Regions from separate parts of the Homo sapiens genome. Here region 2 is linked to region 1. Evidence: chromatin contacts called from ENCODE Hi-C data. All regions are on one chromosome and are shown on one strand. The core of a region is the stretch at or near the end of the contact, and the rest is flanking DNA. Distances in the headings are between cores, read along the strand shown.

Evidence for each region. Hi-C counts contacts between places; a loop is a spot of excess contacts on that map. Pooled maps may share reads with other maps.
Region 2: a pooled map shows a loop between it and region 1 (4-fold over the local background). The contact joins the promoter of RSPH1-DT here to the promoter of C2CD2 in region 1. A Hi-C loop is called at or near these places in 5 of 50 pooled maps.

The regions. Positions count from the first base shown.
Region 1 is chr21:41,950,505-41,958,415 of GRCh38, reverse strand. It overlaps C2CD2 (C2 calcium dependent domain containing 2), which reads left to right and starts at 4,398. Exons shown (of 14, transcript NM_015500.2): 1 at 4,398-5,046. The coding sequence starts at 4,768. RefSeq lists enhancers at 2,217-2,296, 4,652-5,426, 7,305-7,810 and a silencer at 4,106-4,775.
Region 2 is chr21:42,493,654-42,501,564 of GRCh38, reverse strand. RSPH1-DT (RSPH1 divergent transcript) reads right to left here and starts at 5,026. Exons shown (of 3, transcript NR_135518.1): 1 at 4,900-5,026; 2 at 4,632-4,742; 3 at 4,122-4,332. RSPH1 (radial spoke head component 1) reads left to right here and starts at 5,341. Exons shown (of 9, transcript NM_080860.4): 1 at 5,341-5,432. The coding sequence starts at 5,379. It also overlaps a transcript of SLC37A1 not described here. RefSeq lists an enhancer at 1,759-2,259 and silencers at 4,995-5,234, 5,265-5,384.

The sequences.
Region 1 (7,911 bases), core at 3,149-5,648:
CCTCTTCGGGGGGAAAGCCCTGTCTGGCGCCGGGCCAGGCTCTGGCCACGGGTGACCTTTGGTTGGGTCCGCCGGCTCCGGTATTGACCCTGTGAGCAGTACAGGAAATAGACTCGAAGCACATTCCAGCCTCCAGGTGGTGGAAATGACTAAGCCAGTGAGATGGAGCCAAGGAGATTGGGTCAAATGTCTCCACAGCCTCTCTGGTCTCCAGAAATCTCGCTTCCCACAGCAGCTGCCGAGGGCACTGAGCCAAGTGCTAAAAGCATTTTGCTAAGAGGGAATTCTCGAAACGTCTGCCCCCAAGTGCTGCTGGGGGGAAGCTGTGTATTTCCACTTGCTAGAGGTCCCTGGTAGGGCCTGTGAAGTGACCATCACAGCTCCCCGGGGCCCCCAAGGTGCTGGTCTCACAATATTGGGGCACAACTTGATAATTCAAGCAATACTAATAATGTGAACTGCTTCAGGGTGAAGGGGAAACTTTTCACTCAGAGACAAACTATAAACATTTTGGACGCTCTTCTTTTCCCTGCTTCTAGAAATTTAAGAATGACATTGAAAACTTAACAAAAGTCCCACATTTTTCTAAAAGAATTTTTTAAAACCCAAAAGTATAACAAAGTATAACTGTTTATAGACGTGCGATACATGACATACATGACACTAGACATATCTATTAATTTCTAAAAATGTCACAGCATCCCAGAACCTCCTGGGCTTGGGAGAGGAAGACGTTCAAAGACTTACAGCTTTGAGGCAGGGATGAGGCACTGCACCCAAGACTGGGTGACTCAGCAGAGATCATCCAACAGACAATTCTCATCTCCACCACCAGCATTTAGAAATGTTTTAAAGTGAAAAATAGAACAGTGGCTCTTGACTGTGGCCTCAAACCCAGCTACTGTAAAGCATTATGAAGAATTTAGACACTTGGCTTCCTCCTTCCCGCCTGGAGGCCTGCCATGCTAGCGAAGGCAGCCCTGGTTCAAGGTTTCTGGTGGACCCAGCAGATGGATGGGAAGCGGGCTTAGCTTGACCTAAACAGCTGGGAGCTGGGAGCTCAAGGTGAGCATGCAGGAGGGGCCACAGCCACAGTGCTTTCCCTTTATGAGCAGCTAAAAATAGCAAACAACCACTGCAGAGTGACAGAGACCCATTTGAAGGTTTTGGTGGAGACAGAAGCCCTCCCCGGGCAGAGCTGCAGTCTCACTCCTTGGGTGGAAGGGAGATGTGGTGGAGAGAGAGGTGCCGGGAGCAGGAAATGTCACTGGGGGTGAGGCAGAATCCTGTGCTCTGGGAGAACCCAGCCCTCCAGTGTCTTCTGCAGTGGGAGAAGGGGACTGGGAGTTGGTGGATGTGTAGGGCTGGGAGCTTGTGTAAAGGGAGCCTGCTCTTTTTCATAGATTTATAAGATGTTTCTGTTCCGATTTCGTGTTTTGGCCAACTGCATTGTCCTGCAAGCCTGCATCATTCCTTATTTTCCCTCGATTTGCTTCTACACGTAAGTAATCCAATATCTACATGTTGACATTATCTTTGAAAACACTTAACGGGGCTAGGCACAGTGGCTCACACCTGTAATCCCAGCACTTTGGGAGGCTGAGGTGGGCAGATCACCTGAGGTCAGGAGTTCAAGACCAGCCTAGCCAACATGGTGAAACCCCGTCTCCACTAAAAATACAAAAATTAGCTGGCGTGGTGGCAGGCGCCTGTAGTCCCAGTTACTCGGGAGGCTGAGGCAGGAGAATTGCTTGAACCTGGAAGGCGGAGGTTGCAGTGAGCCGAGATTGTGCCACTGCACTCCAGTCTAGGTGACAAAGTGAGACTCTGCCTCAAAATACAGAAAGAAATTAAAGAAAGAAAGAAAAGAAAATTTGTCACATGGAAGTGTGACAAATCCCAAACTAGGGGTGCTGGTTAGTTTACAGTTTGTTACAAGCCTCTAAATAAGTAAGTGGGATGGGCCAGCACACCTGAGACCTGAAGGAATGAGACGGGTTCCACCGGTCACACAGGACAGGCTCTCGTCACTGCCCACACAGCCGCAGGCGGCCTGTGTGCACACATGGCACGGGGAACACTGGGCCCTCGGATTCCTCACCCCGGTTATTCTGGCAAGGGGACCAGCAGGACTCGAATTATCTGACTGCATAGGTCTAGCTACAGGTCAGAACATAATTAGACTTTTCTGCCAAATAAGAAGGGATTTCTTTTGTTTCTGCCTAAAATAACACAGAATAGAAGAAAAGAAGAGCAGTTCCCCCCACCCTTAAGAGGCTGCGGCAGACTGGAGCGCTCGTGTGTAACACATGGGTCACTTGCAGGATGCTGATGGTCTCATTCTTAATTTTTTTTTTTTTTTTTGAGACGGAGTCTCGCTCTGTCGCCCAGGCTGGAGTGCAGTGGCGCGATCTCGGCTCACTGCAAGCTCCGCCTCCCGGGTTCACTCCATTTTCCTGCCTCAGCCTCCCGAGTAGCTGGGACTATAGGCGACCGCCATCACGCCCGGCTGAGTTTTGTGTGTGTGTGTGTTTTTAATAGAGACGGGGTTTCACCATGTTAGCCAGGATGGATAGTCTCATTCTTATTTCCACTTTCTGATAACAGACCTGGCTCGCAAGGGTCCATCCCCAGCTCACCTGGGCAATCCCCGTCTAATTTCACCTCCCTGACAGCGTCCTATCCTGTTCCCCACAAAGGCTCTCCGTCCAGCTGCTGTGCCATTCCTTCCTCTTTCCTGAAGAAAATCCGGGCCCACGGATTCAGGGCCAGAATCCCCTCTGATGGACCATCCACTGGCCCCGCAGCAGACTCCTGGCTAGGGAAGAGAAGGCCAAATGCTCAGTCTATCTAATTCCTTTCAAGGTCAAGTCCCCTTAATACAGCTGCAGAAAATAACAGGGGAATCACTTTTTTATGGTTTAGGCCTGTTTTAGGCCCCGGAGAATCTCAGGCTAGTATGTTTCTATGGCACTCCCTAAGGACCGCGTCCACTCTGCAAGAGGAGGGCACAGGGGCATGTCCCACACACCACACCACACACACACACACCATACCACATGCACCACACTGACACACCACCCACACACCACGCCACATGCACCGCACTCACACATTACACATACACACACTCCACATCCATGTACCACACATACACACACCACCGTGTTCACCACACACACAAACCACACCACATGCAACGCACTTACACAATACATATACACACAGCACCACACCACACCCATGTGCCACACACACACGCTCACATCACCCTGTGCACCACACACACACGCACCACACTGACACACCACATACATACACCACACCACATCACACATACACACCACACACACCACATGCACCACACACACACACCACATGCTGTGCACTTACACATCACACGTACACACACCCATGCACCACACCGACACCACACACGCACCACACCACATGCACCACGCTTACACATCACACACACACACCACACACACACACCACACACACTGCACTTATACATCACACATACACACCCATGCACCACCATACACACTCGCACCATCCTGTGCACCACACACCACACACATACACCACATGCTGTGCACTTACACATCACACGTACACACACCCATGCACCACACCGACACACCACACACGCACCACACCACATGCACCACGCTTACACATCACACACACCACATGCACCACACTGGCACGCAACACACATACCACACCACATGCACCACGCTTACACACACACCACACCCATGCACCACACATACACACTCACACCATCCTGTGCACCACACACCACACCCACAACACATCACACCACATGCGCCACACACATCACACCACATGCACCCCCGCCCCACCCGCACACTGAATGAATGACACAGCCACACAGAAGGCAGGGCCTGGGCCTGGTGCTGAGCCCCTCCTTGCCTCTGAGAAGCACGCCCCCTAAGGCAGGCCCAGCCCCTGGCTCCAGGGGCAGCCACGGATTTCCAGGGACTTTCCGAGGACTGAGCCTGGATCCTGTCTCGCTGGCGAGCAAATGGCAGTCCTCGAAATCACCCTGACTGCGCGCTGTGCACACGCACACTCACACATGTGCACACACACGCACTTGTGCAAGCGCGCACACGAGCCAAGCCAAGCAGCCGCACAGCAGCCGCCGGGGTTGGGCTGATGAATCCGGAGGCCCGGGTCACCTCGCGGCCCGCGGGCAGGCGCCGGAGGGGCGGGCGACGCGCGCACGTGGCGGGGCCGGGAAGGCCGGGCCTTTAGGGGGGCGGGGGCACGCCGCGTTGGGAGCAGGGGGGAGGACTGCGGCCCCCGCAGGCCCGGCCGCGCCCCCTCCCTCGGGCACCGCCCCCGCCCCGCCCCGCCCCGCGGCCAGAGCCTCCTCCGGCCACCGCTGGGCCGCGGGCGGGACGCCCGGGGCGGCGCGCGCAGGAGGAAGCGCGGCCCGCAGCGGCCCAGGAACTTCCCAGACGCCGAGTCGGGAGCGCGGGCCGCGGGGTCCGCTCGCGCCCCTGTTCCGCAGGTGTGCGGGGCTTGCGCCCAGCCCGGGCCGCGGCCGCCGCGCGTTTCCTCCCCGCTTGCCCGCCCAGAGGCCCCCGGCCACGCTCCTCGCCGGGCTCCGACCCCGCCGCGCCCCCTCCACGCCCCCAGCGCGCTGTGGCCGCAGCCAGCGCGTGTCCTGAGTCCGCCGTTCCGGCCCGGGGCTGCCGGGGAAGTTGGGGCGAGGCGGGCCGGGGATGCGCCATGGCCATGGCCCGGCTGGGCTCGTGGCTCGGGGAGGCGCAGTGGCTCGCGCTGGTGTCGCTCTTCGTCGCGGCCCTGGCCACGGTAGGCCTGTACCTGGCGCAGTGGGCGCTGGCCAGGGCGCGACCCCAGCCCCAGCGGCGGGCGGTGGAGCCTGGAGAGGGGCCGCGCCCGGGGTCCGACGCGCTGCTCTCCTGGATCCTGACGCTGGGCAGCTGGAGGAGCCAGTGGCAGGCGGCCTGGGTGACCGCCCTGAACGAGGAGGCCGAGAGGAAAGGGGTGAGTTTCCGGGACTGCGGGCCGGGGGGCGGCAGATGCCGGGGCGGGCGGTCCGGGCCGAGGTCTTTCCTGGAGGCGTCGCTGCAGCCCCTGACCCAGGCTAAGGGAGTCCTCCCCCCAGCGCAGACCATCCTCGAGAGTTAGGAGAGAGACGGGGGAGCGAGGCCCCTTGACGGAGAGACAAGACAAAGTGATTGATTTTATTCTCCAAACGGCAGGTGCTCCAGGCCCTGGGCTCCGCGAGGGACAGGCTGGCAGTTGGAGGGACCGTCAGAAGTGCTCATCCGCGCCAGCCAGTACCTGCCTTGCCTGGAGTCCCGGGGCGAATTCCCGTGCCCGATCGGACACTTACTGAGCTTGCACATGATACATGAATAGCTGTGACCCCAATGTGCTTCCGCCTCTCATAGAGCTGAATTTCACCAAGAATTTATCTCCAAAGACTTGCATTTCTTGGCATATAAAAATAGTGACCGTTTGCTGAGGGCCAGCCGCTGGGCAGACATCCTACCGAGGCTTTCGGTGCGTCTGCCATCTCTGAATCCTCACAACTCCCGGGACAGGGGTGTTATCACTGTTTTACAGATGAGGAAACCAAGGCCCGGAGAGGGCAAGCAGCCTGCCCAGTGCCACACAGCTCGTGGGCGGCAGAGCTGGCATGTGAATCCAGCTGCCCTGGCCTGCAAGCTAAGGGCCTCGTGTCTTACCTCTGCTGCCTCACAGTCCTGTGGGTGTTTCTGTAGTCGCTGATTACTCGTTGACTTATTTTTGCTTTTAAGACATCTTAGTATAACGACAAGCTCCTGGCATGTACTATTCTTAGGCATTTCACAGGAGAAGTTGGAGCCTGGGTGGGTTTGGGGAGGCACCCCTAGTCTTGGCCGCTGCTCCGCCCTTCCAGGCCACAGTTTCCTGCACATGCCTGTGCAGCTCAGTGGTCATTCGCTGTGGAAATAGCAGAATTGCTCATTTTCAATGTCCGGCCCCATCAACCTTCAAAATATTCCATGGCGGGCCCTGTGCCTGGTCCTTGTGCATGGCCTTGGAAGACATGGCCATGGAATTAAAAAACAAAAAAGCTTTGACTATCAGTTAGCAGCCATCCAACAAATCAAGAGACCTTGTTTTGAACTCTTGAAAAAGAACATAAATGACTGTACTTTTTGGAGGAAAAAGGCTTCAGGGTCAGTTGACTGACTTTTGTCCTGGTGCCCAGAATCTGTGCCTCAGCTGTCCAGAGCTGGAGAGTGTCTCAGGGAAACCAGCTGTCTCTTGTGGGAGCCCTCCACCCCTGTTGGCCTCACATCCAGGAGCAAATGCAGGTATTTCCCCAGGAAGCTGCCATCACTGACCCCTGACTGACCTGGAATCAAGGCTTCTGAGGCTGAGTCCCCTCCAGGCTGGTGGCTTGATTGGGCACCAGTCTCATCTGTGTCCTTTGTAGGAGGCAGGCAAGTGTTGGGTGAATGACCTTTAAGTTCAGCTTCTAACTCTGGAGTTTCAGGCTTAGAGGCAGTGACCCTACCTCCTGTATATTTGGGATGGTTCGTTTCCTGACATCTATGGATTGGCTTCAGAAAATATGATCCTCTTGGATATGATCCTTCCATATTCCCATCTGACTGAAGTGTTGAGAGGCAGAGAAGAGGATGTCCCTGGCATCTGTCTTAGGCTGGTCAAGTCAATCTGAGAACACTGAAAGAAATATTTGAAAGTTTTGGATGAAAACTTTTTACTTGAGTCTTTGTGTGGGAGCAGGGAGGGGTTGCGTTCAGGGAGAGGAGAGAGGGTCTCACCTTGTTTGCGCCTTCTCTGTTCTCTCTCTGCTGTTGGCCACACACTGCAGTCTCAGACACCTGTCTCTCCTGACCTCCTGCCTGGAAGAGGCAACAGTGTCCCGGATTCATGCTCAAAGCAACCCAGGGCCATCTCTGGCATTTTTGCATGGACATAGTCCATTAGTTCTGTGATGTCAGTTTTTGGTATTGCTTACTTTCCTGGGGACGGGGGTGGGGGAACACAGCCCTGATGCCTGGGAATGTCATTTGATTTGCATTCAAATGGAAGGTTTTGCAGGCAGATAGGATCTGGGTGACTGGGCTCCCTGTGAGTGACGGTCACACACCCTCCCGGCATCCTGAGCCGTCGCTGCCGTGTCAGTGATGGCATTGTGGGTGAGCAGGTAGTGGTGTTTGCATTCCTGGCCGCCCCGAGTCCAGCGATTGTCACACACATCCCAGCATCCTGGGCCATCGCTGTTGTGACAGTGATGGCGGTGTGGGAGAGCAGGGGCTGCTGTGTCCATTCGTGGCTGCCCTCCCCCACCTCCATTCCCACTAATCCCGGATTAGGGCTGACACTCCAAGCCCGCTCTCGCCTGGACAGCTACAGCTTAGTGCTCCCCCTCCTGCCTCTGCCTTGTCCTGATATCACTCTGTCCTACCCAGGGAGGAGACCAGTTCTTGGCCTGTCGCTTAGGGATTGAGAAGACACTGGTAATAACTTAATCATGTCCAGCATTCTGTCTGAAAAGTGGAATTTTCTGTCCAATTGAGACAATAACTCCTCCCATTCCAAGTTTTACCCCACCTTTGTATTTTAAGATGGAAAGAAACCCTAAACTCTTCTAGCCAAGCCCCTTCTCCAGAAGGGGAGACTGAGGCCCGTGAACTGGAGGAATTTGCCAAGGTCTGCGCATTGGTGGCTGCAGCCTGTTCCCTGGTGGGATGCAGTATCAACTTGGAGACCTAAATGTTTCCTTTAAATGAGAGCCAGCGAGAAGAGCTCAGAGAGTAGAGTTGTTAATGTGTTATCCCAAACAGTGGGGCTCGCACCTTCCAGGATCCAAGGACTGGTCAGCACCGG
Region 2 (7,911 bases), core at 3,777-6,276, 540 kb before region 1:
AATTTTTTGTATTTTTAGTAGAGACAGGGTTTCACCATGTTGGCCAAGCTGGTCTTGAACTCCTGAGCTCAGGCAATCCACCCACCTTGGCCTCCCAAAGTGCTGGGATTACAGGCGTGAGCCACCGCTCCCGGCCCTGGTAAATTTTTTTAACAGTGTAGATTAATGTAGAATTTGCCCCCCAATGGGTCTGTAATTTCTTTCTCATTTCCTTGTAATCCCCTAGTACTCGACCTAGAAGACACTCAGACGTAGTTAAGCAACTGATATCCTGAGAGAGCCCTCGGAAAATGGAGTGTGATTTAAGAATAAAAAAACAAGAAAAAGAAAAAATTTCACGTCAATTTTTCTCTTTTCCTACTGCTGCATAAAGCACAGCTCTGTTGCAAAATAATATCTAACATTTAATTTGATAAACCTGTGTTGGTTGAGCACTTACTATGTGCCAAGCACTGAGCTATGTCCTTGAGTTGCTACCCAACGTGAAATTCGAGTCTATCCAATTTTCTGACATCTCGTCTCCACACTGGTGTCCACTAAACTGTTTTCCCTACTGGTTTTGATGCATCACTGAATAATCTCACTTCCTGGGTGAAAAATACTTTACATTTCTCTCTTGACAACTGTGTTTCAATAGCCTTCCATTGACCTACATACCTCAGGTATGGGCGTGTGTGTATCTGGCATTTTCCTCCTTGCTGGGTGCCAATTTTATGAGACATAATCCACAAACAGTTCAAATACCTACTTACGCTTAAGAATCTACCTGTCTATATATTTCCAGAAGCTTCAGTCTCTCCCCACCCTTATGTATATTAGTGCTAATGAATATGAGCATTAAAACTAATCTGTTCGTCACAGACTAACTTCTGATTGTCACAAACAACTGACAGAATCATCTTTGGCAGTTTGATTCTTTTCAAGAAAAAAACACGACTGAAAACGATTAAGATAAACTTGAGTTAAAATTCCCCCCCAAACATACTGATAGACAAAAGGTGCTTAACCTATTGTAAGATTAACAGCAGTACAATTAATAGTAATAGCTCCCATTTACTAAGTGCTTTACTTTGTGCTAGGCACTATGCTACTCTCATTATGAATATCTAATTTTGACCTCACAACAGCCCATTTTACAGATGAGTAGACTGACTTCAGAAAGAAGTATACGGAGCTAGGGCTCCAATCTCGGGTCTGTCTCTATCCACTAAATGGCAATGTGTGATACTACCAACACTATTTTAAAAAGTTTTCGATTCTACATGTAGATAGAACTTTTTCTATCTATATACTCTAATATGTTTGTTTATAAATATGCATATATATGAAATTGGTAAATTTACCAGAGTACAATTATTCTAATAAACAACCTCATAGTTCTATAGTTAAGATGGACCTGAACTCATTTTGTTGAAAGTCCCTGCTTTTTATCTGAACAGTGCCTACAAAAAAAAAATCTGTTTGCATTTTACTGAAGCCCCTCAGTTCTTAAGGCCTTTTCTCCACACTGTCCAGGAGAGCTCAGAAGAGACACACTTAGGGACTCAGTCGCCATGGCAACTGCCAAGCTGCAGGGCCTCCAGCTGGGAGGTGGGCCTGGAAGGTTGTGGAAAATACAGAAGGCAGCCCCAGGGTGGTTTCAACAGTTTCCCCGGCCTAGGCCATCCCACCAGGAAGCAGAAGGCACCCTGACCAGCGCCCCTGCAGAGATCAACCATGGCCAGCCTGGGACTGTTTTTCTTCTTTTTGAAGGGGTTAATGGGTAAAAGGAAATGGATCGCTCCATTTATACTTAAGAAGGACAAGAAGATCATTTCTTACGGAAGAAACGAAGTACAGAGGAACCGTGGCCACTGTTGCCCTCCACTCTCTCGAGGGCCTTCCCCTCGGCCCTCCCTCCTCCCTGCAGAGCCGCACTTGCGCGAACTTCCCACTTGGGGGTTATGGGAAGGGCCTCTGTGGATGATGGGAAAGCTCCGCAGGGGATAATGGGAATGCCTCGCGGGGGATGATGGGAGACCCCTGCCAGAGGAATATGGACAGCCCCTTTTGATTTTTAAGTAGTGAAAGAGGATTTCCTCTCATTTTCCAGTAAGGAAAAACCTCCTGATGATGTCCTCATCTTTCTGCCTCTCATCTCCCCACCACTCCCACGCCCCAGGAAAGGAGGAAGGTGGGCTGAACAAGCATTTTGAGGGCCTTCAGAATTGGAAAGCGCTGCTTCTGGCATCACCAGGCATTTCCAGGTCACTGTGGGGTTAGGAGTCAGGGATCCTGGGGCTCTGAGTGAGGCATCGACTTGGCTTGATGAAGTCCTCCTGGGGCTTCCTGGGTGCACAGAGAGGTGCCCAGAGCTCCGACTGCCTCTTGGCAGCTGTGGCTCTCAGCTGGATCTGGGCTGGGATGCAGCTTCTTTCTGGAAGGAGGAATTTAGAATCCAGTCCAGGTGCTGCTGCAGGAGATGCCGGGAGGCCCATCCTGTTGTTCACCCCTTCTTGCCTTTGGTGTCAATTATTTGGATAATTGCCAAACCCACAGTGTGGTGAAATTACTATAGATTGACTGAAAGATTTGGGAGGGAAGACCCTGGCTAATTCGTATGGGATAGAAATCAAATTGTAAACCTTAGGATTTAATAGCTATAGCTAGACGTCTAGCTGCTAATGATGTGATCCAGAACAGGGTTTGCTTAACCATGTGGTTTGCTTAAGCCACTCTCTGGTGTTTGCAATCCAAGGCATTTGAACTAGTGGTCCTCTGCTTGGTAGATGGTTTAGTCACTGCCAGAAAACTATAGTTATTTCTTTATATCACAGATCTGGGAGGCAGTATAGTGATGGGCAACAGTTGCTCTTGGGTCAGCTGGCTTGATTTGAATCCCACTAGCTGTATGATCTTGGGTAAGGATCTTAACTGCTGTCGACCAAAGTTAAGGCTGTTGAGGCGGAAATTGATAAAGGCTTATTGAAAGCCAAATTTGAAGATTGAATGGGGAAGACACACCAACAAAGTTGGGTGTGTTCCAAAGTCTGTTACAAGTTGCAGTGCTTTTATAAGAAAGTTGAGGAATGGGAAGGGGACTCCTCATATTGCAGTTGTCTTTTTTCATTGGAGGGACAATATAGAGGTTACAGTCATTGGCTACAGATGACAACATACAGGCTAAAATGTTTTCTGCATATGCACAAGACAATCAGTGAAACGTCATGATTCAGAAACAAATCAGTATCCTTTTCAGTGTCAGTAGTTTACGTATTAATTAGTACATCAACAGTCTGAGGAACTCATGATACGATTTGAGAGATTCACAGTAAGATTGTTTGCTCAAGTACAGGATGTAAAACACGAGTCATAAGACCTTCTCCAGGTAGTTAAAATATAGTTTATTCTTTTAAGTGTAGGGATGCATGACTTAACTCATGCCTGGCATGGCCTTAGGTCCTGTTTGTAAGTTGGTATCTTACTGCCACAGCGTCCATTCTGTCAGTCTTATGATCTCTATTTTAACATTAATGCTTGTTAGTTGTTGTGTCTAAACTGCACAAGGGTATTAGTGAGGCATGTTCGACCTCCCTTCCCATCATGGCTGAGAACGCAGTTTTTAAGGTTTCTGGGGCCCTCTTGGCCAAGAGGGGTCCATTCAGTTGGCTGTGGTGGGGCTTAGGAGGTTATTTTTAGTTTATAACCCCCTATAACTCCCTTTCCTTAGATGTTCAATGGAGGAATGATAGTGAGGATTTAATAAGATAACTCATAAAATTCTTAAAACAGTGCCCACACACAGTGTCAGAACTTAGTAAACACTGGTTACTGTCATTGTTAGGACAAATTTGAAAGCTAAATTTCTGACATTTTAAATGTAAAAAACGAGTATTTATTTGCATATACTTATGTTACCATTCTAGATTTCTAACATTTAAAATGCTTCTGGCATTTTATTATAAAAATAGGACATGCTTAATTGTAGTAACTGGGTAACTGCCAATATGTAGAGAAGAAAATAATAATCATCTGTTATCCCTAACTCCCCACTTTTCCCCATAAGAAAAGCTGTTAAATTTTGGTGTTTACAACATTTTTATCTTTGCATCTAAAAAACGACATAATTTTGGAATCTCGTGTGTTGTTGTAACTTGTGTATTTATTCAGTAAGTAATATATTTGGGCCTGATGATGGGTTATGGTTGTAACCTTTCATATTAGCATTGGGAAGAATCTCTAGGGGATGTGTGCTCTGGAAGATCAGCAGCTTATTCACCGCGTGGATTTGGCTTCTGGGATTCTCCCATCAAGACCAAATCCTATAGTTATTCAGTCACTCCTCCCCAGCTCCTGCAGCAACAACAAATAACACAGCTTTGCAGTCTGGGATGATGGCAGAGGAAATGGGAGATGTGAGGGGCCTTCGGCAGGCGGAGTGCGTCAGGTAAAGCAGATTTCCAAGCCTGCACGTGTACATGCGTGTGCGTCTGTGATTGTGTGGGTGTGTGACAGTGTAGGGGAGCCAGGAGCGAGAGGAGAGGACGGCGATCGTAGGGGACACCTGAGAGTCAGAGGCCCGAGGGGGCTGGGACTCATGTCGAGGTCGGGGAAGGATGTAAAACCCGGACGGACATCACTGTAGGCCGCACCTGCTGAGAGGCCAGAGCTGCCTCCTTGAGAGTGAAGTTGTTTACAGACAAGAGAAGAGATCTTGGCGGACACATCACAGCTAGCCGCGAATCCCGAAGGGTCAGCAGAGCCTAGAAAGGTAAGTGGGGGTGGGCAGCATCCCCGGAGGGGCCTGCGAGGCCTGGGGGCGGAAGGGAGCGGGCAGTGCCCGCACTGGGCAGGGGTGAAACCCTCTCGAGAGTTGGCCCGGACGCGTTTCCCGCGTCCTTCCTCTTGAGGGCCCAGTACCCAGGTGGCTCCTCGTTGTGGCGTCACAGAACAGCCGACAAAAGTGATGGATTTCAGGGGCCAGCGACGGCGAGGTCCAGGTCAGAGAGCCGGTGGGCAGCCAGGCACAGAACCCGCTCAGGCCCTGCCCAGTCCCCGCCCCCTCGCTTCCCGAGCAGTGATTGGCCGAAGCGGCCCCTCGTTGCTATGACGGCACCAGAGTGCTGCCACTGGCTCCACCTCGTCCCTTCCGCCCCGCCCCTCCGTATTCCCGGGCGGTGATTGGTCGAGGTGCCCTTCCCGTTGCTATGACAGTACGCAAAGGCTGCCAGTGGCTCCTCCCGCTTCGTCCGCGTCGCCTGTCCCCGCTCCCCATCTTCCGGGCTGGGAGGGAGGCGGGACCGGCCGCGTCTCCATGGCGACGCGGGACGCGGCGGTGGAGGCGGTTGCTACCCACCTGCTAGAGGCGCTGCGGCTGTGATCCAGGCTGGGGCGAGACCATGTCGGACCTGGGCTCGGAGGAGTTGGAGGAGGAGGGAGAGAATGATATTGGGGTGAGAGCTCCTGGTGAGAAAGGGCTTCCCAGGGTGCGCAGCGGCGGGGGAACCTCGAGGTTGGGTTTGGAGAGTGAGGAGGCGCAGAAACCAGAGGTCTGAGCCACAGCTCCCCAGGATCCCCGGCAGGGACGAAGGCCACGCCAGACACACCTGCGTGCGTCCTGGAAGTTGATGGTGAAAAGTGAAACGCTGTGACGTCTGGTTACCACATGCCGCCTCGTTCTTCCCCCACCCCCATCCTGCCTCCCATTAAAGGCAAAGATTTCCCAGCGGAAGGCTTTGGAAGTTTCCTCCTCCCTGTGTTAATTCCCATCGAGGCAGTTTTCTCGGATGAGCAGATCATCCCACGCTGCCATACTGCCCTTGAATAAGTCATTTCTGTAGCTGAGATTTGCTCCCCCGGCATTTAGATGCATGGAGGATAGTTGCTTCCTGGCAGCCTCCAAGAAATGCTGAGGAGGCCCTGGGCTCAGGAGAGGGTTCCTGAAGATATTACCTTATAGGCGTATCCTCACATGTGCTTTCTTCAGTCCCCATCTGAACTGACCCAGGTCTTTGGAGTTATTTCCTGAGTTAGGCAGCAGAGAGGAGAAAGAGGGCACATCCAGCCTGTGAGCTGGGTTCTGTGTGGGAATATTTCTATCACCCAGAGAGTAGTTCCTCCCTACTCCAGAGAGTGACCTCTCCATGGCTGACAGATAGGGAACCTCAGCCACTATGGTCTGCATGCACAGTACAGAGTTGAGGTACTTTCAGAATTAACTGAAAAATCTAGCGACTCTGCAGTGGTGCTGTCAGTGCCTGCCCAGACCTTTTTGCTAGCTCTGGGCACTCATCTCCCAGCTTCCGCCTGATTTGCTACTCAAGCTATCACCTCTGTGCGCTGGAACTACCTGCCCAGTATGGAGAGCCAGAAGTGCCTGAAATTCACATCCGGCCAGACAGCCAGTAGCTAGTGCAAGAAGCAGGACAAAGTCTGCAGTGCGATTGATGCCCCCAGAGTCCCTGTTGGATTAGGCCAAGTCTGGGACTTCACCTGCAAAGGCATCCTTCCTTAGCTGCCTGCCCTTTCATGTCTACTTCCCTGCCCTCTTTACTACTTTCTCCCAGGAGAGCACTTAAAAAAATCAGGCCAGGCGCGGTGGCTCACACCTGTAATCCCAGCACTTTGGGAGGCCGAGGTGGGCAGATTGCCTGAGCTCAGGAGTTTGAGACCAGCCTGGGCAACACGGTGAAACCCTGTCTCTACTAAAATACAAAAAATTAGCCGGGCATGGTGGCGGGCACCTGTAATCCCAGCTACTCGGGAGGCTGAGGCAGGAGAATGGCTTGAACCCGGGAGGCAGAGGTTGCAGTGAGCCGAGATCACGCCACTGCACTCCAGCCTGGGCAACAGAGCGACTCTGTCTCAAAAAAAAAAAAAAATCACTTGTTCAGGGTCTGTTTCTAGGTGAACCCAACCTGCAACACTTGACCAGCAAGATTTCTAGTTTGTCTCCTCAAATGGCCCCACTGATTTGTAACTTTTTAGTGCCTATAATTTTTAGGTTCAGATCACATTTGGGGTCATTTTAAAGGATTTCTGTCTTATTCAGCCACCCCAGCGGCTCAGTGTTGGGTGTATTGGGAAGCCTCTTGGATAGAAGGAGGGGACTTTTGTACATTTTGATGTAAACTAACCCTGAAACAAATCTGTGAGGTCGCAGATTTTTACCTTATATTCTAGGCAGGAATTAGTGGTCCAAACAGTGCTAGAAAAGGGCAAGAATTGCACAGACGTTTATTTCTGAAGTCCTCAATGTAGTGTGTCAGTACTTGTGTTATAATAAGTCTATATACATCCAATTCAATTTCTTAATTTTAATTTTTAATAAATTTTATTATGTATATTTAAGAAATACAGTGTGATGTTATGAGATACCCATGTTAAATCATTACTGGATGCTTTCAGCATTTTATTATTTACTATATTCACTCTATACCCATGTATTAGGTGCTAAGGAACATTTATTTTCTGAAGGATAGGAAAATTGCAAGCTTTGATCACATTTTTTATTTATTTACTTTTAAGATAGACACATAATTGAGCAGGCATGGTGGCTCATACCTGTAATTCCAGCACTTTGGGAGGCCAAGGATCGCTTGAGTCCAGGACTTTGAGACCAGCCAGGGCAATATAGTGAGACCTTGTCTCTACAAAAAAATTTTGAAATTAGCTGGGAATGGTGGCGCATGCCTATAGTCTCAGCTACTCAGGAGTCTGAGGTGGAAGGATCACTGGAGCCTGGGAGGCGGAGGTTGCAGTGAGCTGAGATTGTGCCACTGCACTCTAGCCTTGGCAACAGAGTGAGGCCCTGTCTCAAAAACAAAAACAAACCACAGATAGATACATAATTATTGCAGCATTGGGTCATGAGTGTTCGAACCTTAAGTCTCTTGCTAGGGGTCTTAAAAATAAGATAAACTTAATCAGCAA